Regions from separate parts of the Homo sapiens genome. Here regions 2, 3, 4 and 5 are each linked to region 1. A link is a loop called in an ENCODE intact Hi-C map of the cell type or tissue named here. Cell type or tissue: gastrocnemius medialis. All regions are shown on one strand.

The links. Hi-C counts contacts between places; a loop is a spot of excess contacts. Peaks named below come from ENCODE experiments on the same cell type or tissue, not always from the same donor. Only the 100,000 strongest peaks of a DNase experiment are listed, where the experiment ranks them.
Region 2: a loop joins it to region 1, with 5 times the contacts of the local background. A loop is called at or near these places in 30 of 110 quality-filtered maps.
Region 3: a loop joins it to region 1, with 8 times the contacts of the local background. A loop is called at or near these places in 104 of 110 quality-filtered maps.
Region 4: a loop joins it to region 1, with 3 times the contacts of the local background. A loop is called at or near these places in 3 of 110 quality-filtered maps.
Region 5: it touches region 1 in a loop (7-fold over the local background); 13 of 110 quality-filtered maps call a loop at or near these places.

The regions. Positions count from the first base shown.
Region 1 is chr17:27,350,999-27,355,998 of GRCh38, forward strand. LINC03146 (long intergenic non-protein coding RNA 3146) reads left to right here. Exons shown (of 3, transcript XR_007065677.1): 3 at 1,492-2,359. LOC124903958 (a long non-coding RNA gene) reads right to left here and starts at 2,810. Exons shown (of 2, transcript XR_007065678.1): 1 at 2,734-2,810; 2 at 1-750. It also overlaps the pseudogene SYPL1P2. RefSeq lists silencers at 2,535-2,684, 2,705-3,104. In gastrocnemius medialis, a CTCF peak has its summit at 2,953 (motif pointing right); DNase peaks (open chromatin) are centred at 435 and 2,853; H3K4me3 peaks cover 1,719 bases; H3K27ac peaks cover 2,947 bases.
Region 2 is chr17:27,649,532-27,654,531 of GRCh38, forward strand. LGALS9 (galectin 9) reads left to right here. Exons shown (of 11, transcript NM_009587.3): 11 at 1-29. It also overlaps the pseudogene NOS2P1. Among named protein-coding and RNA genes, the nearest start is that of LGALS9, 21 kb to the left of the region's middle. In gastrocnemius medialis, CTCF peaks have their summits at 2,077 (motif pointing left) and 2,283; DNase peaks (open chromatin) are centred at 590 and 2,083; H3K27ac peaks cover 576 bases.
Region 3 is chr17:27,599,570-27,604,569 of GRCh38, forward strand. It overlaps KSR1 (kinase suppressor of ras 1), which reads left to right. Exons shown (of 21, transcript NM_001394583.1): 11 at 1,791-1,832; 12 at 4,265-4,319. Among named protein-coding and RNA genes, the nearest start is that of LGALS9, 29 kb to the right of the region's middle. In gastrocnemius medialis, CTCF peaks have their summits at 478 (motif pointing left), 687, 2,322 (motif pointing left), 3,771 (motif pointing right) and 1 weaker place; DNase peaks (open chromatin) are centred at 452, 2,312 and 3,772; H3K27ac peaks cover 339 bases.
Region 4 is chr17:27,567,283-27,572,282 of GRCh38, forward strand. All of the region lies in intron 2 of KSR1 (kinase suppressor of ras 1), which reads left to right. Among named protein-coding and RNA genes, the nearest start is that of LGALS9, 61 kb to the right of the region's middle. RefSeq lists enhancers at 1-759, 2,513-3,273. In gastrocnemius medialis, CTCF peaks have their summits at 2,176 (motif pointing right) and 2,376; DNase peaks (open chromatin) are centred at 309, 2,189, 4,139, 4,639 and 1 weaker place; H3K27ac peaks cover 3,358 bases.
Region 5 is chr17:27,494,501-27,499,500 of GRCh38, forward strand. All of the region lies in intron 1 of KSR1 (kinase suppressor of ras 1), which reads left to right. Among named protein-coding and RNA genes, the nearest start is that of KSR1, 41 kb to the left of the region's middle. RefSeq lists enhancers at 1,454-1,523, 2,264-2,313. In gastrocnemius medialis, no CTCF peak of the experiment used is centred here; a DNase peak (open chromatin) is centred at 341; H3K4me3 peaks cover 405 bases; H3K27ac peaks cover 940 bases.

The DNA.
Region 1 (5,000 bases):
AATGTTGACATTTGTTAAACCTGTGTGGGCAAGTACAGAGGTCTATTTAGTATTCTTTGTGCCATATTATATTATATTATATTATATTTTTTGAGACAGAATCTCACTCTGTCACCCAGGCTGGAATGCAGTGGCACAATCTCGGCTCACTGCAGTCTCTGCCTCCAGGGTTCAAGCCATCCTCCTTCCTCAGCCTCCCAAGTAGCTGAGATTACAGGCACCTGCCACCATCCCTGGCTAATTTTTGTATTTTTAGTAGAGACAAGGTTTCACCATGTTGGCCAGGCTGGTCTTGAACTCCTGGCCTCAAGTGATCTGCAAGCCTTGACCCCCTGCTCCCCCAAAGTGCTGGGATTACAGGCATGAGCCGCTGTGCCCAGCCTGGGTTTGTTATTAAAGGCAGTTTGGCTCTCAGTGCACCCCTTTCCCACGTGATGCCTTCTGACATGTTATGACATGAGGCCCTCCCCAGAGGCCAAGCAGATGCAGTCCCTTGACCTAGGACTTCCCAGCCTCTAGAATTGTAAGAAATAAATTCTTTTCTTTATAATTTACCCAGTCTCTGGTGTTCAGTTATAGCAATAGGAAACAGATGAAGACACTGTTTTCCACAGTGGCTGGAACATTTTACATTCCCTCCAACTGCACAAGGGCTTCACTTTCTTCACATTCTTGTCCACACTTGTTATTTTCTGTTTTTGTTTTACAGTAGCCATTCTGATGGGTGTGAGGTGATATCTCATTGTGTGGCTTAAAAAAAAAAACATTACTTTTATTGGAAACAAATAATGTGCCTCAAGATGTTGGCAACAAGTCATGATATAGACATATATTTCATACAGTGTGTTTCTCCCTTTAATTACATTCCAGCAGGAGGTGGAATACCTCCTTGGCTATGAGGAGCATAAGTATTTGATGGGTTGTGTAAGTTGGTCTCCTCATACTTGTACACACGCCAAGCATTTCCCCTCCAAAGTATCATATTCAGAAAGACAAAGATCACAGATACATTTAGGAATCCCATGCTGGTCACAGAGCCAAAATAACACATTATTATGATTTCTTACAAGCAGAAGTTCCTGAACAATATTTTGACCAGTAGTTATTTTAATATCTGCAAGAGCTTTTGCCCAAGCGAGCTTTTGAAGTGCTCACCAATCGCAAAAGATGGCAACAAGAGTAATGACAAAGCCAATCATGGGAAGTTTATGACTACCCTGATATAGGTTCCTGTAACCAACATAAAGCACGACAGCAATGCAGTACAGGAAGACAGAGACTGCAAATGTAATGGAATTGTGCAGAAGCACAGTCATCTCCTAGGAGGACTTGACTTTCCAATTTATATCATACACATTAATACCTGGAGGTGACTGAAATGATGCCTGATTTAACCTGAATGGATAATCAGAAGTAGCTGTAATAGTTTCGTCAGTAACTGTAGGAGGACAATTCACTTGAATTTCTGTTTGCTCTTAAAAACCTCCACAGGTGGCAAAAGAGAAGATGGAAGCCATCTACTCCAGGCCCTTGAGGAAGCTGAGCGGCTCCCTGAGTAGGGTTGAGGTGGATCCAGAAGGCAACATCCTCTGGAAGGAAGGAGAGTCAGGATGGTGGGGGCCTCACTATGGTTTTGATTTGCGTTTCCCTAAAGATTAGTGATGTTGAACATCTTCCCAAGTGCTTATTGGCCGCTTGTTTATTTTCTTTGGAGAAATGCCTATTCAAGTCCTTTGCCCATTTTTGAATCAGGATTGATTTTCTATGGTCTAGCTGTAGTTCTTTATACACTGTGGATATTGATTCCTTATCAGAGCTATGATTTGAAAATATTTTCTCCCATTCTATAGGTTGCTTTTTTCACTCTGTTGATTATACTCTTTGACACACCCATGGAGAAGATTTTAAAGGGCAGGTAGAAGTCAGACAGTTTGAGCAGCAGCGTAGTGAAGAGAAGGCCTTTCAATCGAAGGAAATAGTCTGTGCAAACACACAGAGGAGAGAACCGCAACATGCAGGTAGTTGGGTCTTGCTAGTACACTGGTGAGGGGTAGGAGGTGGGGACAGGTGAGACTGGAGGAACCACATGACAGAGGACGGTTCTAGGTCCGCCAAGTAGCAGGACTTCGTTCTAAGGTGGCACTACTCAAAAGAGTGGTCTGAGGACCCTGGCCCAGCACCCCCTACTAGGAGTTTGTTAAAAATGCAAATTCCGGCTGGGATCCTGGCTGATGCCTGTAATCCCAGCACGTTGCCGAGCTGAGGCGGGAGGATTGCTTGAGTCTAGGAGTTTGAGACCAGCCTGGGCAACACAGTGAGACCCCATCTCAATAAAAAAGGATAATTTAAAAAATGCAAATTCATGGAGGCCCAGTTTTGTCCTGCTGAATCAGAATCTCCGGGGTGGGGCCGGGGGATCCGGGTTTTAACCTGCCCCCGGGATTATTCTGAGGTTCAGTAGAGTTTAAGGGAAGTGGAGGAACCGCCAAGGGGTCGGCTAAGGTTTTGGAAACATCCTTGGTGAGAAAGACGGCCCGGGTTGTTCTTCAGGCCGGGCACCCTGGGCTTGGCTGCGTCCCCATCCTCTTCCAGCCACCCCGTCCCCACACGACCCCGCCTGAGTTCTGGCCGCCTTCCGACCCCTCGGGGCCCGCCCTGCGCCCCAGCCTCCTCCCCGCCGTGGGGTCCGGGGTCAGGGGCGCGCGGCTGCAGTCAGGCCCACATTCCTCTTACTTCCCGCCATTGTCCTGGGTTCCTGTGGCCGCGTCTCCACACTCGCTCCCGGCCGCCCCACGGTCCCAGGGAGTGATGACTCATTTCCTTTCCTCCGCTGACATCATCGTGCCCCCAGCGTGGCCCGGCCGGGGCGGCGGCCTCCGCCCTCCCAGGTCTCCTCCCAGCCCCTCTCGGCGAGCGGGCGCAGGCGCGGTGCGGCCCTTCTCGGCCGGCAGGGGGCGCCGGAGCCCGCCGGGGCCTCTAGGGCCTCCCCAGCCACGGCCCGGGCCGGCGAAGAGGGAGGGGCAGAGAGCCGCCGCGGTCCCGCTCTCCCGGGGAGAGCCTGGCTGGGAGTCAGAGCTCTCACGGTAACGGATAGGGAAGCTGAGTTCCGAGCCTTGACCAAGGCAGCACAGCCCACCCTGAGAAGTGGGGGACTGGAATTCAGGACGCTCGGCCCCAGGCCCGTGGTTTCCCACAGACTTGCAGGTGTTAATCCTCCCGCACCCCCTGGTATGTATTTTCAGCACAAAGTCTGCAGACAATATTCCCCCGATTTCCATCACTTGTGGGCCCTGAAGCGTGGTCGCCCCTGGAACCAGCAGGATCCGAGGGCCACTTGGGCTCCACCTGGGAAGCACGTGGAGCCTGCATTTATTGGGCGGCGCTGCCCCCGGCTGACCTGGCTGTGTCGGGAGATGCCCCTCACCCTCGCATCCACCCCGGCTTCCCAGCACCCACTGCTGGTCCTCAGGACCCGACCCTGTCCCCTCTGCCTTCCCTGTCAGGTTTCAGGGAGGCAGAGGAACTCACTCAGCCTGAAAATTTCAGATATTTCATAAGACCTAGAGCCACGTAAGAGTGCGTCCCTTTAAGACACATGGAAGAAGTCATGCAAGGCCACACGGTGAGCTAGAGCTGAAATCATACCTGTCCTGCCTCAGACCTGTCACCTCTCATGCTGCCCAGATAATGAATGCAAAATGCTCCACCCAGTGTCTGACAGTAGTGTAAGCACTCAATGAATGGTAGTCATTGTCATTAGGAAGCTAGTTGCCTAACTTCTCAGAGCCTCAGGCTTCTTCATCTGTAAAATGGACGCAGTAGTACGATACCTTATTGTGAGGATTAAATGAGCTCATGCATGGAAGGTACTTACAGCAGTGGTGTCCAGCAAGCATGCAACAGTCCACCAGCGCTTGGGCTCCATGAAAGGGGGGTTCTGTTGTCTGTTTCTTGTTTGTTTGTTTTGTTTTGTTTAGACAGGGTCTTACTCTGTCGCCCAGGCTGGAGTGCAGTGGTGCGATCATGGCTTACTGCAGCCTTGACCTCCCCAGGCTCAAGAGATCCTCCCATCTCAGCCTCCCAAGTAGCTGGTACTACAGGCAAGTGCTACCATGTCTGGCTAATTTTTACATTTTTTGTAGAGACAGGGCTTCACCGTGTTGAATCCTGACCAGACTGTCAGGCTCGTCTCAAACTCCTGGTCTCAAGCCATCCACCCGCCTCAGCTTCCCAAAGTGTTGGGATTACAGGAGTAAGCCACCGCACCCGGCCCCTGTTGTTGTCTTTTCTTCTTTAATTGACAAATAAAATCTTATATATTTATAATATACAACATGATGCTTTTATATATGTATACACTATGTGTGTCACTGGAAGGGCAAAGTGAAATTAATTAACATATATGCATTATTCTGCATACGTGTATGTGTGTTGTCTTTGTGTACTACTGTATCTTTAGCACCTAAAACAGTGTCTGGCACAAAGTAAGAACCCAGTAAGTGGAAAGAAGGAAGGGAGGGAGGGAGGAAGGAAGGAAGGGAGGAAGGAAGGAAGGAAGGAAGGAAGGAAGGAAACCAACCTATTATTACTGCCTCAGCTGATTTTCCTCCAGGATTTAGGCCTGTCAGAGCAGCCCTGGTGGACCGTAGAGGAAGATTCCTGAGGGCCTGTTTGCTTGAGGGCTAGAGGGCTCCCTGGGAAGCAGTCATCCTGAGGAAAGAGAGTTGAAGCGCATAAGAGCATTTCAAGGACAGGGCGAGGAGAAAAGAGGCATTTGGGGTAGAGCCTCCTCGGTGTTCACAGGAGCACTGTGGAAAGCAGTGGACGATTTCAGGAAGATGCCAGAACAAGCATCATCACAGTTAATCAGTGGTAGCTTCAGGACAATCTGGTGGCCTTGCACCTGCTTTGGACACTGATAATTTGGTGGCTTTGGTTATTGGTTTTGCTTTTATTTGTTAAATTTTTATTTACTTATTTAGTTATTTGAGATGGAGTCT
Region 2 (5,000 bases), 300 kb after region 1:
AGAAATGAAAATGCTTGTTGGCACATTCATGTGGGTTGACCATGGCTTCTTTAATTCATTTGGAGACATTTTGGAGTCTGTGGAATCGGGCGGGGGTGCTGCTGAGAGGAGTGGGATGGGAAAGCATGGACTCCCTTTGGGCAGGGGGTCCTGACCTCACACCTCCTCCCAGAGGGTCTCTTGCAAATCCCACGAGGGTGTTGGAGAAAGCAGGCTGGGGCTCTAGCCTTTTGGGCAGGAGTCTCGGACACAGGAAGGGTGGTAATGGGGGACACCAGGAAACAGCCCCATGCCTCCGAGATGGGAGAGGGGCTGGGGCAGAGCCTGTGAGGGCCACAGCAGGGTCAGAGCTGCCTCCTCAGACCTGGCGTCCCAGTGGGAGGAGGTGGCTTGGGGAGGGGGGTCAGGAGAAGCTGATCCGAAGCACCGTCTGGGTGTGTGTTCCATTGTGGGTCTCCCCGGCATTAGGGGTTAGGGCTTGCGTGGGAAAAGTGGCTCAGTGTTCATGTGTGGGGTTCTGCCAGCCACTGGGCCACTGCCCAACAGCCCAGCTCCGCGTCCACGTGATGCCAACACATCCTGCTTGGCTCAGCAAGAATCCAGTTCCTCAGGCCCCAGTGTAGTCCTCGGAGCTGGCAGCACCAGCAGCAACTGGGAGCTTGTTGGAAACGCGGCATCCCGCGCACCGCCCCCCTGCCCCGTGACACACACACATACCTACCTGAGAGATCAGAGCCTTCGTTTTCACAACACCCCAGGTGAGACACACACATTAAAGCTGAGAAGCCGGCTGGGCATGGTGGCTCACGCCTGTAATCCCAGCACTTTGGGAGGCCGAGACAGGCAGATCATCTGAGGTCTGGAGTTTGTGACCAGTCTGGCTAACATGACAAAACCCCGTCTCTACTAAAAATAATAATAATTTAAAAAAAGTAGCCGGGTGTGGTGGCGGGCACCTGTAATCCCAGCTACTCGGGAGGCTGAGGGGGGAGAATCGCTTGAACCCAGGAGGCAGATGTTGCATTGAGCCAATAATGCGCCATTGCACTCCAGCCTGGGTGACAAGAGTGAAATTCCGTCTCAAAATTAAAAACAAAACAAAACAACAACAACAACAAAAACACAAACCTGAGAAGCCCCGGTCCGGGAGCGGACTCCTGGCTGTGTTGCTGAGATGCACGGCTGTCGCGCAGGGCACAGAGCTTTTCTGGAGCCTGAGGTTGACACTACACCTTCTCCTGCCACCTGAGACTCTGCTGCTAGAAGAGGGAGGGGAGAGAGAGGGGCGAAGTCGGCTAGGGCGGCCAGGAGGCAGACACCAAACCCGAGCTGGGAGCCGTGTGTTGCTAGGACCCCAGCGTCCCCTGCTGAGCTCCTTCCTTGGTTCTGACCAGGAGAAGGAAATGGGGCTCAGTCTCTTAAGAAGCCTTCCTTGGCCAGCTCCAAACCCGGGAGGGTCCCCAATCCCTCAGACGAGGATGCTGTGGCCCACACTTGCCTCGACATGTTGCCTTCCCAGGGACCACATCCGTATGAGACAAACTCACATGGGACAGGTGGCCCCAGAGCAAAACGCTAAGACAGTGTCTAAGAAGAAGCTCAAGGCCTTCCCAGAAGCGCTGGCCTCATGTGAGAATCCCACCCACGCCAGACCCCGTTTCAGATCCTTTGTGAGGGAGGCAGGCCTGTGCCCCCTGCCCTACCACAGGTCTTTGGACAAGCAACGAAGCTCCATCTTCTGCTGTCACACCTGGCAGCCATTTCAGAGGAGCCATGGCCTGCCTGGGTTGTCCCTCTGTGGGGGATCTGTCCAGGCTGCGACACCCACCAGCTCCCCACTCTGTATAACTGAGGGCCACATTCCCTACAAAACAGCCCCCAACCCCCCTCCCCCGCCACACACACATACAGTGTGATTAAAGTAAAATGCAATTCATGTAAATATCTCCATCAAGGAATCATACAGGGAAGACCCAAGTGGCCGTTGGGAACAGACTGGGTGTTAGTTTTTTAAATACAGAGGCATAAATAACTGTACACAAGGCAGTTAAATACACAGTGGTGTGACAGCACCTCCTGGTGGTCACTTGAAGTGGTGCACTCAGCAGCGGGTTCCATCTTTCACCCACTTGCCAGGCCTGGCGTTGAAGATTTCGTCTCCAAGGGACCAGGAAGGCCCCAGCTTGAGAGAGGAGGCTCTGATCAATCCAGGGTGCTACTTGGTAGGAGGTCAAGTAAAGGGCTTGATGGGGAATGAAGTGAAAAAATAAGATGTGAGGCTGGGGGATATCACTTTCCTCCATCTCCCCAGGCCCTGTGACCTCGGATAATGCAGAGCTGGCTCCGTGGTTAAGTTCTGTGCCGGCAGCTTTAACCCCTCCTACGGGCCGTCAGAGCGCTGACATCTCCAGGCTCCTGGGCTGCACTGCCGCCTTGTCTGCTTGTAGGGAAATACAGCACCAAAGATATCTTCGTGATAGCACTTCTGGCTCTTTTAGGTGGAAACAGAGACCAAAGTGTCAAGTCCAGGCTGGGATGAGCCCCCGGGGTTGCCCAGCTTCCCTATCACATGGACCTCCATGAGCCATCTGTCTTCCCAACTGTCATACTAAGATTGTGCTTGAATCTGGTTTAGACTCTAACGGCCCTCAGCACCTGCTCTGGTGCGGGCCCTCTAACCATCTCCAAAGCTTTACTTAGCATACCCATTTCCTGCCCAGCACTCATCCCCCACCCAAGATACTCCAGGAGGTGTGAGCTCTGAGATAAATATGTTTGGGAAATGCCACATCCTTTCTTTCCTTCCAGCCTTGAAGGGTCCTGATGAGCAGCAGCATGCTGAAGGCTTCCAGAAGTCTTGTAGTAAAGCAACGTGTTTGCCTTGCCTTAACTAAGCATGTCCCAGGCTATTCGACCTTGGAACCTTTTTGATGCCAACTGTCTACCGACCCATTCAACGCATTTGGGGAAATGCCTGTTATCTCCTCACTGTTCTTCAAACACACCAGCTTAACTCCCACCCCCGGGGCCTTTGTACCTGCTGCCCCTCCAGAACAGCCCAGAGTGTTTCCTTCAGTATCCACAGGGCTCCTCCTCACCATCTCAGGTTTATTCTCAGATGCCGCCTTCCAGCTCCGCCTTCCCTGGCCACCCTATTTAAAATTACACTCCCCAGCGTTCTCTGGGCTGTTTCCTGCTGTTTTTCTCTGAAGCACTACAGCTCTTCCTTGTTTGGGTTTGTCAGCCCCAGTAGAATGTAAAGAATTTTTGCCTGATTCATTTACTGCTCTATCCCTAGCACATAGTAGGTGCTCAAAAAATGTTTGGTTGAACGTACGAATGTGTCTTAGGGAGAGTATGGAAGTGACAATCACAGGCTTTGGTACCACAGAGAGGCAGACTGAGCTCTAGGCTTTCATATTCACTGCTGTGGTCCCCGTAGGCCCCCTTCCCTCTGCAAAATGGGGTGCCTCCCTCACAAAATCCTCGGCAGCACTGAACAAAATGTCACAGCAGAATCTTTGGCAAGTAGTATGCCCAGTGTAAGCCCTTGATAAATATCACTATTATCTTCATCAATAAAATGCAAGCCCTTCCTGCTGGGGGGATGAGGGTGAGCAGACGCCAGCCTGGGTGTAAATAAGAAGTGTGAGGTTCACACGAGGCTGACAAGGGGCAGCCTTGCTCTCCCCTGTGTTCACAGCCTTGCTTTGGCCACACAGATACTTTCTGAAAGGGGGGTTTGGGGAGAGGCCAGGGAGACTCTCCTGCCCCCATTCTACAGATGGAAAAATGGAACACATTCCCCCGACTTCTCAAAGCTGCCAACTGGTCCAGGATGTGCAGTAGGGCCTTCTGACAGCCCACCCAGCTCAGATCTCAGCCACTGCTAAGATTCTCTTGGGGCCCAGAACTTTTCTGGGCCTGACTCCCCTGGGTCTACCTGCCACCCCTGGTCCTGGCTCCAACGGCCTGTGCCCTTGGCCGGCACCTTCAGCCCACACACCCACTACTATACCTTGAGCTGAAAGAAATAGTCCTCGACCTGCTCCTCATTCAATTTCAGCTTGGCAGCCACCAGCTGCTTCAGGGTGTGGGCCACATCCCAGGCCATGCGCATATCCCAGCAAACATAGAGGTGGCCTGGCTCCTCGTGGAGTACACGGAGCACCTTGCTGGCCAGCTGCTGCTGCAGGATGTCCTGAACATCGACCTGAAACCAGAGGAAGTGGTGGGTTCAGTCCCCAGCTGCTGGGGACAAGGCTTGCAGGCAGGCCTGCTGTCCTCAGGGAAGTGGGGAGAGGGCACTAAGGGGTGAGGAGTGAGTCCCCTCCCAGCCAGGACCTTGCATGGGGCCAGGCTTAGGATGAGGCGCACAGATGCCCCTGGGGCTGGGCTGGGATTAGAGAGATAAATGCTGGACACAGTCCTGCCCTCGAGGGGCTGACCATCCAGTGGGGATCCCAGACTGTCTCTGAATTTGCCATGCCTCAAAGAAGCATCAGTGAAGCCAGTCCCCCTGCCCAGGGCTCTGTCTATACTCTGGAAAAGGTAGCCTCTCAATGCAGACTGTCCATCAGGTCCCTGCAGGGTACGGATCCCGGGCTTCGCAGTTAGAAGGTCCAGGAGTCAGTCGGGGACTCTCTGCTCCTGCTCCACACAGGATGCCCAGTGGCCCCAGCACTGGGCACAGAGCACTGGACCCGAGAGGTGCCCTGATGGGACAAATGTGTGAGGACCGAGAGTCTGTTCTGACACCTCCGGCTCAGGAGACAACGCGGCCCTGGGGGCAGCAGAGCCTGTCTGAGGGCCGTGGTGGAAGCGTTGGCCGCCCTCCAGTCTTGCTGGGCTTGACACAGCCAGCCTGGATCACCTCTCCCTGGGCAGTCGCATGTCCCAGGGGTCCTGCTGGGGACCTTCAGCAGGCTAAGCTCTGGGCTTAACCCGCGTGTGACCTAGGTTAGTCCTGAACCTCTCCGGGCCTGTCGCTTATGCTGTAT
Region 3 (5,000 bases), 250 kb after region 1:
CAGTCAATTGTTCTTTATTTGTAGGGGACTGGAAGCTGCTCTGGAAGAATTCCTGTACACTATTGTAGACTTTATAAACACTAAACACTTAGGCTATACTAAATTTATTTTAAAATATTCTCCTCAATAATAAATTAACCTTAGCTTACAACTTTTTTACATTATAATCTTTAAACATTTTTTTTAACTTGGACTCTTTTGTAATAACACTTAGCCCAAAACAAACATATTGTATAGCTGTACAAAAACTTTTTTTTTGAATTTTTATAAGCTTTTTTCTATTTTTAAAATCCTTATTTTTTCTTTTACTTTTTAAACTTTTTTGTTAACTAAGACACACACGCTAGCCTAGGCCTGTGCAGCCTCAGGATCATCAATATCACTGTCTTCCACCTCCACATCTTGTCCCACCGGAAGGTCTTCGGGGCAGTGACATACATGGAGCTGGCATCTCCTGTGATAACAGTGCCACCTTCTGGATACCTCCTGAAGGACCTGCCTGAGGCTAGTTTACAGATAACTTTTTTTTTTTTTTTTTTTTTTTGGTAAGTAGAACAAGTATACTCTAAAATCATGATTAAAAGACTGGATGTGGTGGCTCACGCCTGTAATCCCAGCACTTTGGGAGGCCAAGGTGGGCGGATCACCTGAGATCAGGAGTTCAAGACCAGCCTGGCCAACATAGTGAAACCCCGTCTCTACTAAAAATACAAAAATTAGCCAGGCATGGTGGTGGGCTGGGTGCCTGTAATCCCAGCTATTTGGGAGGCTGAGGCAGGAGAATCGCTTGAACCCAGGAAGCAGAGGTTGCAGTGAGCTGAGATTGTGCCATTGCATTCCAGCCTGGACAACAGAGCAGGACTCTGTCTCAAAAAATAAATATATAAATAAAAAAAATTTTAAAAATGATTAAAAGTACAATATAGTAAATACATAAACCAGTAATACAGTTGTTTATTCTCATTATCAAGTAAGATGCTACCGTGCATAATCGTGCGTGCCATCCTTTTATACAGCTTGTAGTTCCGTGGATTATTTCCCGCCAGCGTCACCACAGACACGTGAGGAATGCATGGTGCTGCCCTGTTACCACAGCTACCACATCACTAGGCAAGAGGAATTTTCCCACTCCATTATAATTAGGGCCACCGTCATGTATGTGGTCCCTTGTTGACCAAAACAACATTCTGTGGCACATGACTGTATTTACACCCCCATTTGACAGTGAGACAGCTGGAGAGGTTAGCCAACTCCCTAAGGTCCCAGAGCCTAGTTATGTGGCAGAATTGAGGTTGGAACATGCTGTCAGCTTCCAGAACCCCAGTGTATCCTTTTCAGTCACCTATGAGAGAGAGAGAAAAAAATGTGGGTAGGGAGTGGTAAGGTTGAGACACTCTGGAGGTACAGGTGGGGCTCAGGGGGAGGAGGCCATTCTTCCGTACATAACACTGTTAAACTTTTCAGAATCACTGTTTCTCTCCCATTGTATTTTGCCCTTCTGGGCTCACATGCATTTCACAGAGTGCTGGTGACCGGAGACGGGGTCTTGGAATGCCCAATCCTCCAGTGCAAGCCCCTTTAGTCCTGCAGACTCCTGCCAGGGCCCATTTTCTCCCAGCTCTTTTCCTCCTTCCTGCATGGTTTGGCCTGTCCTTGCCAGGTCCATCTGGGGTAGGGCTGTCCCAGCCCAGTAACAAGTCCCTGCCTCCCAAGCCGGTACCTGCAATTCCGCTCCTCCCTCCTGCGTTGGCCGTTCTGTGTGTGTGACTCACCTCCTCTTCTGTTTAAAGCTGCCTACTTCATTCATCATAGACAGCAGTTTATCTTTCCAGGTGAGTCCTTTGCATGGTTCCATTAACTGCCCTTTGCTGTGACCCCTTCTGTCCTGCCCACCTGGGCAGGGCGCCCTCTCTCTGGGTACCTTTGGAGATACTTGAGTCTCCCTCCACCTGTTCTGAGAGCTGACTGCCCATAGAGGATGGGAAGAGGGCAGGGCAAGTGCCCTGGTGGTAGGCCTCTTACGTGAGAAGTTCTTGCTGGGAGGGACCCTGGAATCCATCCCATCCAGCCTCTTGGCACAGAGACTGCAGGCAACCTTTTCAAGGTCACACTGCTAGGAGATGGCAGAAGGACTAGAATCTGGGTTTATAGAATGGGGAGAGGACTTTTTGCTAATGCCTTATGAGCATATGTCACCGTATCCTCCCTTGCACAATGATGGGAGGATATCTTATGCACAATGTCTTAGAGAAGTAGAAACCCATTTGGGAAGGTCTGCGGGCTTCTCTTAGTGGGCTTCACCCTTCTGTGCCTTACCACACAGTGCCATCTGCTGGCCATTGCTGGAAATGCCTCCTTATTGCAGAAAGTTTAAAGGAAAACGCTTTCAGTAAGTCAATACATTGAGTCCCTTCTGCAAAAGTTGTTTTCTACACTTACTATGTACCAACCTTTTCATTCCTGCCCCTAAAGTGCTTGAGATCAGTGCTTTTTACTGTAACTGAAGGTGATGAGCATAATGGTGTTTAAAACAAAGACTGTAGCTGTTTTTTTTTTGGATTGAACAGGACTGTCTTGAAGTCACAGTATTTTGGTTACTCCAGGCTTTTCTATTCCCTAAGCCAGCTCCATTAGGGGGTTGACTTGGAGCATCTGTGAGTCCTTAGAGGACCATCCATATGGCGTTGCTCAGGTGTGTGCAGGGCAGCAGTCAGGGCCCTGAGAACCCGCCTCCCGGAGGCTCCCTCTGAACAGCTGAGCAGCCTCTGCAGTTTCACACCGGTTTTTTGTTGTGGTTCCCCTGGTTACTAGCTCTAGGATGCACGCAGGGAATTACCCCAAAACATTGGGAAGATATGGCTCTTCTCCCAGAAGGGTCCATTTTCCCCCGAAGATATGTCACAGGGAGGGCAAGGAAATACATTTTTATTAAAGCAAACGTGGACACATTTTGGAGCAGAATGCATGATACACTCTTAACTTTTAAGCAAAAGCATGAGGATTCAGAGAGGCATTTTGCCTTCCCATCTGGGGTTTGGGGAGAAACCACACCCCAACTCTTACTACTTCCCTCATGCTTTAGGTGTGTGTTTGCCTCCTTTGGAACATTTGAGCAGTGTGGGATGGGTGGAAATGCCAGGCCCCTGCTGGTAGTCTGCAGACACACTGTGTCCGGGGGAGGCCTTACCGGTAGAGGCTTCTAAGGTTCTGATCCCCCAGAAATTGTGCACAGGATGTTGGGCACATGTGTGCATTTCCCTGATAAGAAGGCCCACGGCCTCTATCAGATTCTCCAAGTCTGTGAGGTCCCAGAGATGTTGACAGCCTGTGGTTCAGATGACCTTCAAAGGCAGAAGAAAGCCCTAGAAGAAGGTCGAGGGAGGTCTTTTGGCTGAGCGGGGAGAGTCTTTGTCCACACAGGCAGGAGAGAGGCCTTTGATAGCTTCAGCCACTGCCACTTCCTGTCTCTCTTTTTGCAGAAAAGAGCGGGGAGTGAGCCGTCCATGGCGGCCCTGGGGCCACCAATCTCCCTGTAGCACTTTGGTTCCATGCTGGAGTAACCTTTGGTTCTGGTCTTCCTGGACGTGGGACTTTTAGCGCCAAAACTGGGAACACCCCAGGCTCAGGGATCAGCCCCAGCTGCCCACTCTTGGGCCCCTGATATGTGGCGTTTCTTCCTCTCCCCTGAGAGCTGCTCCACCAGTGACCCATACCTGAAGCCGAGGGCTCGGGGCCTCTGTGCTGGAAATTCCCAGCAACTGTATCAGCCACCAGGTGTCGCTAATGAGCCACCTGCATGTCCTGCCACCGGCCTTGCTGGCCAAAGTGAGGGAATCTCATTAGTTTCAAGGGTTGTTGCAAGCAGCCCCTGCTTCCAAACAGCAGCTTTAGCCAGCCTGTCCAGTAAATGAGAGCCCAGTTTGCTTTTACCACTTGCTTGGTGGGGGGCAGTTTGGCCACAGGGGCGTGGTGGTAATGAGAAGTCTCACCCTCCCCACCTGCCCAGATCCCCTGCCCAGAGCCCCTGCCCAGAGCCCCTTCCTGAGACACAGCTGTGTATGCAGAAGCAGGTGCTGTGGAGGCTGCGTCCTTGCAAAATTTATGGAAGGGCCCAGGCTGGTCCTTGTGGGAGTGTCTGGGGAACATGTGGCAGTCCACTCAGGGGAAAATCAGCCTCTCTGGGGGTGCTGGGTTTCAAGCACGGTGTCTCTTTGGGGAGAGGAAAGCAATCTCATGCTTTGTGTTTGGTTTTTGTTTCCTCCAGACATTTCAGCCTTTGCACACGCAGCCCCGCTCCCTGAAGCTGCCGACGGTACCCGGTAGGCATCCCTAGGTGGTGTCCCCTTCGCTTCTTTGGGGAATTATTAAGGCTGGATCCATATCCCTGGCCACCTCCCACTCCACCTTTCCATCTCCAGCCAGCCAGATGCAGAACTCCCTGGGCTCATTCACCCTCTGGGCAAGTGAACTCCACAGAGGGTTTTATTTGCCTCCTATCAGTGCGGTCAACATTGGGTGGGGCCGCATGTGAAACTGGAGCAGTCTTGGGACCCAGGCGGGTTGGATAGAGGGCATTTGGAGTTAGAGAAGCCTAAGAATAGCTCCTGTGCAGAGCCCTTTCTCTACCAGGCCATGCTGAGCACTTGACTCACATTCCCGCATCTCACCCTCAGCGCGGTGGTAGGTATCAAAGTAGGTGTCATTCTTAACATACAGCCAGCCCAGAGAGGTTAAGAAATTACATAAGGTCACACAGCTAGGAAGCGATAGAGCTGGTTTTCCAAGTTGAGGCCGTCAGATTCCGAGTCCTGTGGGTGTGCTCTGAGACCCTGTGTAGCAGTGTCACATCTGAAAAGGGGCTTTGGGGATCACTGCCCACCTCTCAGCCCCCACCACCCTCAAGTTAGCCTAGGGAAGGCTGAGGCTGCACAAGGGGCAGGTCTGGCCCTCAGCCTCCTGCCTATTGCCATGCTATCCACGCGGCCTTTCCCCTAGCCAGG
Region 4 (5,000 bases), 220 kb after region 1:
AAAAAGAAGAAAAGTGCATTGTCACCAAAATGGGGGTGGGGCTCACATCTGTAATCCCAGCAATTTGGGAGGCCGAGGCAGGAGGATTGCTTGAAGCCAGGAGTTTGAGACCAGCCAGACTGACATAGTGAAACCTCGTCTCTTTTTTAAAAAAAGTTGTAGTGGGTAGGAGTGGGCAAGAACATGGACTTGAGGAGTTCCGCCCATCTGCCACCTTCTAAGCCACTGAGGCCTAGGACCTGGCTAGGCTTCAGGTGAGGCCACGAGCCCAGAGCCGCATTGCTTCTGGATTGCACAGGGCTCTGGGCCCACAAGGCACTCATGTGACTTGGCGTCCCTTAGGCAGAGGGAGGTGATTCTCAGGGCAGACCTCAGGGACATCTTGACCTTGGCTCCCTTCTTGGACTAGTGCAGAAAACCTGGAAGGAATGAAACCTTTGCACTTGGGCAGGGAATGCGTGCTGGAAACTGGCTCGCCCTCCCGGGGGCATGGTATATCCTGGCGTTGGTTACTGGCAAGTGTGTCTGGACACCTGGATCCTGGTCCTGGCACCATTGTTTGGGGTGACCCAGGCAGGTTTTCTCCTCTGTGAAATGAGTGCTGACTAGATTGTCCCTAAGTTCCCTTTGGAGCCTGCCTTTGATCTCGGCAGAGAAGGGGTTTCTTCCCATCCCCTTGAAGATCCATTGGCCCCTTTCGTGCCCCTAGAGCCTGGTAGCTGTGGCATTGGTCTCCCCAGCTTCTCCTCGGCCATCTGCTCAGGGTCTCTGTTGAGGTCCCATAGCTTTGATGCCTGTTACTGCTGTGGGGCAGAAGTTGTTTTCAAGGTTTCTGGAAAACCACAGAGGGGCTGCCTGAGGGGAGCAGGAGCTCCTGAGACACCTGTCTCCTAGTTGGACCCCCATGGGGCAGCTCCAAAACCCGACAGCTCTTGTTCCTAGGCGGAGGAGCCTGGTTCTTCTGTCTCCAGCTCTGGGCTCACTTGCTGTGGCCTGGCTCATCTCCCATCTGAATGGACAGACCACCCCAAAGGACAGACCTCACGTGCTAAACACTGGGACATGTCCCTCTGGTGGACGGCATCTGTGATTTGGCTTCTGGCCCCACAAGGGACCCACCAGACTCCAAGGCTGGTGCCCGAGGCCTATTTGATAGTCTGGACGCCCTCTGGCACCAGGGCCCTCACTGGCTGAATTCCGAGCTCTTGCCCTGTGCATGTGGAGGAGGAGGGGACTCGTCTGACCATTCTCTTTTTCAATGGTGTGTCCGAGCAGGGGAGAATGGGGAGGGGGAGCAGTAAAGATGCCGGGGACATGGCCACACCCAGGAACCCCTGTTTAGTTCTGTCAGTGCCTTGACCCCCAGGAGAGCTGGGGTCCCCCATGGGGAGTTACATCTCTAGCCACACCTAGCACCCTGCACCCTCCTCATAGGATTACCGCATCCCAGTTTGCCGGCAACAGTCCCAGCTGAGGCCTGCTGTCAGGGCTCTGCCTTCCGTAGAGGAATAGTGTCCCTGTTGAGGGGCACGTCCTGTCCCTACCCTCCTCTGTAGCCCCATCCTCAGCCAGCTGCCATCCCTGAAAGGGCCTCTGATCCCAGGCCCTCAGCTTTAGCCCCTGCACATAGCCCTATTTTGTGCAGGGCGGGACTTTCTCATTTGCCAGTCCCCTAGAAGTCAAGTGTCACCCAAGGTTAACGCAGCTTTTTGGCTGTGGCTCACCCTCCCACGTTCCATCCTGACCCACTTTTCCTTTTGAATGTTCTTTAAACATTTAAAAAATTTAATGTATTCATTTTGACTCAAGTTCTAGTGTGGGATCTTGTGGATAATACTGTTTCTTTTTTTAAAAAGAATTAAAATTTTACAATCACGCATTTTGTAAAATGTTACAAAACATCCTGGGAGTAGGGAAACCCACTCTGTAGAAGCCTTCCCATCTCCTCTCTACATTTTGGGAGTAATTGGGGGACACACCAGTGCCCAAAGCTGGAGTAGCTGTGTGTGTTTCTCTAATGCAGGACACATCCGGCCATTTTCACACAGGAGCCTGGTTTTAGAAATGTGTGTTGATGATGCAGAGAAAGGTGACAAGATGTGGGTGTGCCCGCAAGCCTGTCCTGCTGACTGTGTGCTGGGGGTTAGGTGGGGAGGTGGGAAAGGAGGAGGAGCCAGGCCCAGGGCCACCAGCAGGTGGAGCCCAACAGCATTGCTATGTGTTTGGGGGTTGCCAAACTCTGGCCCTTGGGCCAAATCTAGCCCAGCACTATTTTTTGTAGAGCCTTGTGAACTAAGAATGGTTTTTACATTTTGAACTGGCGGGAGGAATTAAAAACAACAGAATATTTCGTGACCCGTAAAAGTTACATGAAATTTGTTTCAGTATCCATAGTTAAATTTTATGGGAGCACAGCCACACCCATTTGTGTACGTGTTGTCTGTGGCTCTGGTGGTGCCACAGCAGCAGAGTGGAGCAGTTTCGACAGAGACCATGTGGCCCACAAAGCTGAAGAGACTCTGTGTGGCTTTCAGAAAAAGTTTGCCTATTCTCACACTATGTATTATACCTCTGGATTTATAGAAGGAGGAATGGGGCCTTTCCACGCTGATAGGGAGAGCAAGGAGGCAGCCACAGGACAAGCTTTCCAGGAGGGTGGGCTGGCCTGGAGAGAAAGTGGTGGCTGTGGTGACAGCGGGTGCAGCTGGAAGCTAGATATCTGGTCCCAGGCAGAGTTGAAAAGTGCCAGCCTCCTCCAAAGGACTGGAGTGGAGGCTAAGTGGGATTAAAAGGGAACATGGAGAGACCTCCTTGGAGGAGCCTCCTGCAGCTGCTTTAAACCCCACTGCCAGAGCTCACCCTAGCTGGGCCCAGGGATAGAGCGGTGTGGGGTCTGGAAAGTCATATGTGACCTGTGATGCCAGTGGTGGCAAATAAACGCTGCCCTGGGAAAAAGGGCTCACTTCATAATGCAAGGCAGTGGACACAAGGGCTGGCTGGTGGTGGGTTGAGATGGCCTTGTTCTGTGTGGCCTTGAGCAAGTTACCCGCCCTCTCTCAGCCTTATCTCCCATCTCAGGCTGTTAGGAGGATTGCATGTGCTGACCTCTGTGGTTCATCTGACAGTGCCTGGCACGCAGGACATGTGTAATAAATGCTTATTGCCCTTTCTTGAACCCCTCTCATCTCTTTCTCCCCTTTGACCTCTATTCCTCCACACCCACCACTGTACCTTCTTTCTAAACAAGCTTTCAATCCCAGGCTTACCAATGCATACGTGAGAAGAAGCCAATCCTGAAGGTTCCAGTTCAAGCCCAGCTCCCTACTGTGAGCCCCTATTTGCTTTGTGGAGAGGGAGGCAGGGACCTGGGCACAGGAGAGGACGTCTCCTGGGACAGCTGTGAGTTTGGGCTGGGCTCGAGTTCAGTGGAAGGAATGTGGCCTCCTGAACACAGCCGTGCTGTGGCCACATCTGCCTTCTGGTCTGGACATCCCCAGACCTGTTCTGTCCTGGGCTGCCTTAGCCAGACTTTGGGCCCCAACGCCTGTCTGCCCTCATGGTCCGCACCTCCAGAAATTCTGATTTGGCCGGTCTGAAGTGGGGCCCAAGCATTGCGATTCATTTTTAAAGTCCCTGGAAAATTCCAGGGCACAACCCGGATTGAGAGCCGTTGATTTGTTCTAGGCAGAACCACTCATTTTATAAATGGGAAATCCGAAGCCCAAAGAGGGGCGGGGACTTGTCCGAGGTCAGGGGCATTGCGGGGACCCAGTCTGGCTCTTTGCTTCACTGTGTTGGCCTCTAGGGAATGGTGTTAAGAGGGGAGTTTGCCCTCAAGGAACCAACTGACTCTCCTGGGAGGGGGTTTTGTTTGCCTTGCTTCCCAGGGGTGGGGTAGTGAGGAGGCTGGGCCCGGAACTGGCCACAAGCAAAGCCAACATCCCCAGGCTTTCTGCTGATTTCTGTGGAAGCCCCTGGAGGCTGCCTGACCTGGGCTCTTGCCTCAGCCCTTCCTGTGCCTCCCAGAATATCTGACTGTTACTATCCAAGTCTCACTCCTCCCTCTCCATGAGCCCCAATGGTGGGTGCAGGTAGGAGAAACATCTGTCAGGTGCTCCCTTGCCAATTTGAGACATGTGGCTCCCAGCCTGGGCTGCCATAGAAACCTTCTCCACTTGCTCCTCTCTCTCTCTCTCCTTCCAGCCCCGCTGGGCTCTGGCCTCAGAGGGATGTGCAGGGTCCTATGTCACCACCCACAGGGCTCTAGGAGCCCACCTTTGGCCTCTCTGGTCTGACCAGTTCCTGGGGAAAGGTCTGGGGTTAAGGATCCCTTTCATCACCCATGCACACCAGTGATCCAGGTTCCACAGATGGACCTGTGTTCCAGCAGCACTGCCTGAGGCATGTTCTAGGGATGCAAAACTGAACAGAAACACAGAGCCTGGGTTTGCTTCTTGATCTTCCTTCAACCCAGCTTTCACCCGTGTTCTTGCGTGAAGTGCAGTGTGTTTGTATACGTGGCCGGTACAGCAGCGGTGCCGCCCCTGGCATTTTCCTGGTCCACCTGACTGGCCACAGGGAGTGTGGCGCCTCTCAGTGTCAGCAGGCCCAGGTTTCTAAGTATAGACCCCAGGCAGCCCCGTGGCTGCTAGTAAATCCCTGGATACCATTTGATACCTAACTGGCCCTGAGCTGCCGGCTTACCCAGCATGGCCTGTGACGCCAGCCTCTGCCAGCTGCTGGGGGAGGGGGTAGCACGTTGCCCAAACCCATCCTCACCCTCCACTGGAGAGAATGGAGACCAGCAGTCTCCTGCTAATGACATGACTGGATTGTCACAGACTGGGAGTGACCTCAGCACTCAACTGGCCCTGCTCTCCAATTATTATCAGAAAGAATAACTTAATCCCACCTACTGGAGAACATATCTCCTGGTTTGAGAGAGACAGGCAGAGGCAGGGAGCCAATGATCTCTGATGCTGTCACTCTGCTCCTCATTC
Region 5 (5,000 bases), 140 kb after region 1:
GTGCCTGGTCAGTGCCTTAAATGGACCCAGGGTGTCAGCCCCCTCTGCCTCGACTTCAACAGAGTTAATGTTTCCCCAGAGACTAATAGAGGGACCGATATTAGGGATTCCGGGGACAAGTACGAACAGGTCTTTCGATTTACATTTAAAAGCAGTAGAGAGCAGGAAGGAGATTTCTGGCATTTGTGCAGTTTAAAAACCAACTAGACAAAAAATCTTGATGGAGCTGTTTCCCAATCAGCCTGGCAGTCCTCTCAGCATTGACGTCGTGAGAATGAAAGCTTCTCTGAGAGTGCCATTGGGCGGTGTCCCTTCCAAGTTCTCCAGGAAGCAAATTTTGGACCCTGGCCGCTGACTCAGTGTGGCCTGCTGGGTGGCTCCCTGTGCCTGGGAGGCGGCCCTGTCAGTGTCCCTGGGCTCAGCCCATAAGCAAGTGCCCCAGGTGATCCTGCTCCCATTCAGTGACTGGAGAGGCAGAGGGAAGGGGCTCCCGGGCAGTGCGGGTTCCAGGTGGGCACAGCTGGTAAGCCGGGCGGCTGGGCAGGGCTCTGCTTCAGGTGTGCAGAGTGGGTGTGAGTTCTGCACAGCACAGGAGGTGGTTTCTGCCCTTACCCATTGGGCAGGGAAGGAAGCTTGAGAAATCAGACTTGATTTTAGCAGGACAGGAGCTTGTGGGCTTCTGAAAGAATGCACGCCTCAGTGGTACAGGGTTCTGGGGGTATATGCAGCGGCTGCTCCTCTCCTCCTCCCCTGAGCCCTCTAATACTGATCTCGCACTTTCCTGGCCTTGTCCAACATCTTGGGAGGCAGAAAAGCATAGTTTATATGTGTGCTTGTCTTTATACAAGGCTCTGTGTGTGAGTGTGACTGTGGGTGTTTATTTAACTCAAGAAAAGTCCAAGGGACCCCTCACACAGAGGAGGTGAGGTGCATTGGACAACCTGGGCCAGGACTTGGAGGACATGTCTGCCCCGATGATGACTTAGGCCCAGTCCCTTAGTATCCTTGGGATATAGCCCCCTGATCTGCCCCAAAGGTGGAGTTGGGCGACAGGAGGGAGGCTTGGAGATCATTTCTCGTGTCCCTTCCAGCTCTGAAATCTGTGAGCAATGTTGTCCAGTAAGGCTGTCTCTACCAGGTAACACATGACTGCCAAGTGGGTATTTTAATCACTGTGATTTCAGAATAACAGGGCGAGCTCTCACAGAGCATTCATTGCTTCATCGATCATGCAGTCCCTGTGGAACCTGAGTTGATGGCGGGTCTACAGTCAGTTCAGTTTACTTGTAGCTGTCATTGATCAGGTGCAAACATGCTTTTCAAAGCCTGGAATCATTTTTTTTAAGTTGGATCATATTTGCTTATTATAATTGGTAAAATTTGAGTGTTGCCCCTAGGCTCTCAGAGGGAACAGTTTGGAAAGTGCTTCCTTCCAAGAAGAGACGAGATGGTACTGCGCATAAGCCTCCTTTAGGGTTGGGTCTTTATGCAGGCAGATAGTAAGTGCTTCTGGAACGTTTTGAGTTCTGCCCCCTACTCCATGAGCCGCCGCAAGATCTGGCTTGTTGGGACCTCATGGGCCAGTGGTCAGGCCCAGCATTATGAATCTCTTTTGGCCAAGTTCCTGGGATAGGCCTGTTTCTTCTTTAATAACTGCAGTGTGAAACAAGTCTTATTTTGAGTAAGAGAGTGAGGCCCCGGGTGGCGTTTTTGTGTTTGCCTAAGGGAGATGCCTCATCTCCAGCCACCCAGATGTGACTGGAGAGAGCCATGATGCTGCTTTTGTTTGTCTCTAATTACACTTAATAAGATGGGGGCAAGGGAGGAAGGCATAAGAGTGCCATAGAAACTCCAATTTCCCCTAAAATTAGAAACCCTGAAACTCATGAGTTGAATAGAAAAACCTAGATAATTTGCCGCCCCCTTTCTCTATTTTGTTCACCTTGCTGGCTGATTCTGCCTGATTTTAAGTATTTGAAATATGTCTCAGCCAGATTTTCTGGTCCTCTTTCCTCACCTCTCCCCTCCCTTCCAACAGAAGGGAGGCCCCCATGTGGTCTTCTTGCCTAGCTGGGCCTCCTGTGCCCCAGAGCGAGAATCTGAGAACGCAGGAATTGGGTTGGGACTGTGGGAAATTTGCATGTGCCATGGTAACCAGCAAGGGGATCCTGGGGGATCTCAGGTTAATGATTAAGCCCTGAGCCTTCATTCAAGCCAGGCAGTGGCAGTGGCCCTCAGGATTTGCAGCCACCTGCCAAACGCAGGGCCTCTTACTTCTGTTAGCTTTTCAGGCCGAGTGAAGATGGAAACTGTCTTGGAGGGATACCGAGGGGCTGGCCGTGTGCTAGTGAATTTGCTAGCAGCCACAGCCCTGCCGTGTCCTCCTCTGAGATGAGAGTGTGGGCCAGCAGGTTAGAACTCTGAGGTTCAGCTTTCATCAATTGCACTCAGTTTTAAAAGCTCACATTTGTCTTTCTTTTTGCGTAAGCAGAAAGCATCCGACCCTTCCTGCTCTGGTGTTTTCTAGGGGCAGCAGTAAGTGGGCTTTTCCTCCTTCCCTGTTGGGCAGGAGAATGCGGAGCTGCTCATTAAAGTCAGCAGATGAGCAGATATTTGGTCTTCAGCTCTTTCATTTCCACCTCTTTGCGATATGAGACAGCAGACGTTCCCAAAAAGGGCTTGCGGTTTATGTTATCGGTAACCCATTTCATTCTTCCAGATGGTGAGTGAAGGACCTTAAACTCCATACAGAGAAACAGAGGCTGAAGCTGGGGAAGATTGAATAACCAGTGCCAGGGTGGGCTTCATCCTCTTATCGTGGGACCAGCTGTCCCAGTGACTTTCACTTGTCGGTACTGCAGTCCTTTCTGGAAAATGTCCTGGGACAAGGATGGTGCCCAGATGTGGCTGCATTAATTACTGTAAACCCCATAATGAAGAAGATGTCTCCTTACAGCCCCCTTTCAGTCCTTGAATGGCCTCTAGGAGAAAGTCTGAATGTGACCTCCCTTTCTAAAAAGCAAGGAGTGGGACCAGGAGGAAACAGGCCGCAGGATCCCGGCCTTCTGCAGGCAGTGGGGCCCCAAATATATAATAATGTTGTTTTGTTTCAGTTATGCTTGTTTTTATGGAAATCTTCTGTATGGCACAGATACTAGTGTCTCCTTTATGGCAATGAGATAGTTTCTTTTTTAAAAAGTGAGTAGATTTAAGAGAAAATATTAAATAATAGTACTGGTGGCATATGCCAGACTTGATGAACAGCCCATGTTTGAGAAACCCTGTTTGGCTGCAGCAACACATGTGCAGCAAGGAGGGCCAGCAGTATTGGTGAGGAAGCTCCAGGAGTGACTGAGAAAGAGATCTTACTGGAAAGTCTGGCAGAGTCAGTGCGTGCACAGCAAGACCGTCACGGTGGCAGTTTCTTTCCGGGATGGGCAGGCAGGTTTGTACAGGTTTTGCTGCAAAAATGAGGAGTGTGTGTGCATGTGCATACTGTTTTTTCCTTCAGTAGCAGTAATATTTTACCCTTAAAAATGCCTCTTGAGGCTGGGAGCGGTGGCTTATGCCTGTAATTCCAGCACTTTGGGAGGCTGAGGCAGATGGATCACTTGAGGTCAGGAGTTCGAGACCAGCCTGGCCAACATGGTGAAACCCCGTCTCTACTGAAAATACAAAATTTAGCCGAGTGTGGTGGCGGGCGCCTGTGGTCCCAGCTACTCGGGAGGCTGAGGCAGGAGAATGGCATGAACTCGGGAGGCAGAGGGGCGGAGGGTGCAGTGAGCCGAGATTGCACCACTGCACTCCAGCCTGGGCAATAGAGTGAGACTCAGTCTCAAAAAAAAAAAAAAAAAAAAGGCTCTTGACCAACCAACTCTACTTACACACAACTTGATGTGACAATTCTATTTAGATAATTTCAACCACAGGGAAACAGCTCAGGAGTTTCCAAGTAAAAAGCCCAATGGGGAAAATCTCCTTTTCAAATTCTCCCACTTTCCGGACAGTCCAGTGGTTCTCAAACTTTTGTCATTGTCAGCATTGCTTGGGGAAGCTTATAGAAGATGGAGGACCCACCCTGCTGCACCCAGCTAGGCCTCTGTGCGCTGTTTCTCCCAGGGTGATCCCGATAACACTAGTGTTTGAGATCGTGGCCCAGGTTGTGAGTCCCAGCCCTGGCTGCCATTAGAATTTCCTGGAGACTGTTAAAGCTATTGAGGCCTGGATCCCACCCTAGCAAAGCCCCACTGGAATCTTGGGGTGGGGCCTGGGCATTGGAATTTTTAAAATGCGCCTCAGGTGATGCGGTTGTGTGGGCAGGTGGAGACTCACTGGCTTTGATGGAGACTCTTAGGGAAACTTTAACGAACATGTGGGAATGCTTTGAGGAAGAAGCAAAGGGCGGCATGAGGCACTGAAAGAAATGAGTGCAGCTGCAGAGGAACCCTCAGATCTGAGTTAGGTTTTGAGGACTTCTATGAAAAAATGGAATTAGAAGTCAAGTAAGCCAGGGTGAGTGGGAGAGCAGCACCAGCCTGTTGGTTTTAGAGCAGGGCCAGGAGGGTTAACAGCTTCAGGATATGCCAAGGGCATCAGAAGGGTTCTTGAAGATTTGTTCAGAGCAAGAGGAACAAGGGTGCGATCAGCCTGAGGCAGAAGCCAAGCAATACACCATTAACTCAGGGAGGTGGAGGGAAGCAGCGCCTCTCTGTTTTCTGTTGGGCCCCTGGGCAGCAAGTGTAATCCAACCAGGAGCAAGAGGGAACTGAGGCAGAAACCACAGTCTGCTTTAAATGAAGTCCACCCCTAGGACTTATTTTCCTGGGCACTTGGGAACCTGGTTATTACCATCACAGGGTGGTTTTATCAGTCAATTGAAGTAGCTAAGAAGGGAGATCAAGGCACCGGACAACCAGAGGGGGCAAAAATTATCCCAGCTTTTGGGAAATTAGGAAAACGTGAATTCCAGAAACTATAGTCTGCTAAGGCTGGGCTTCATT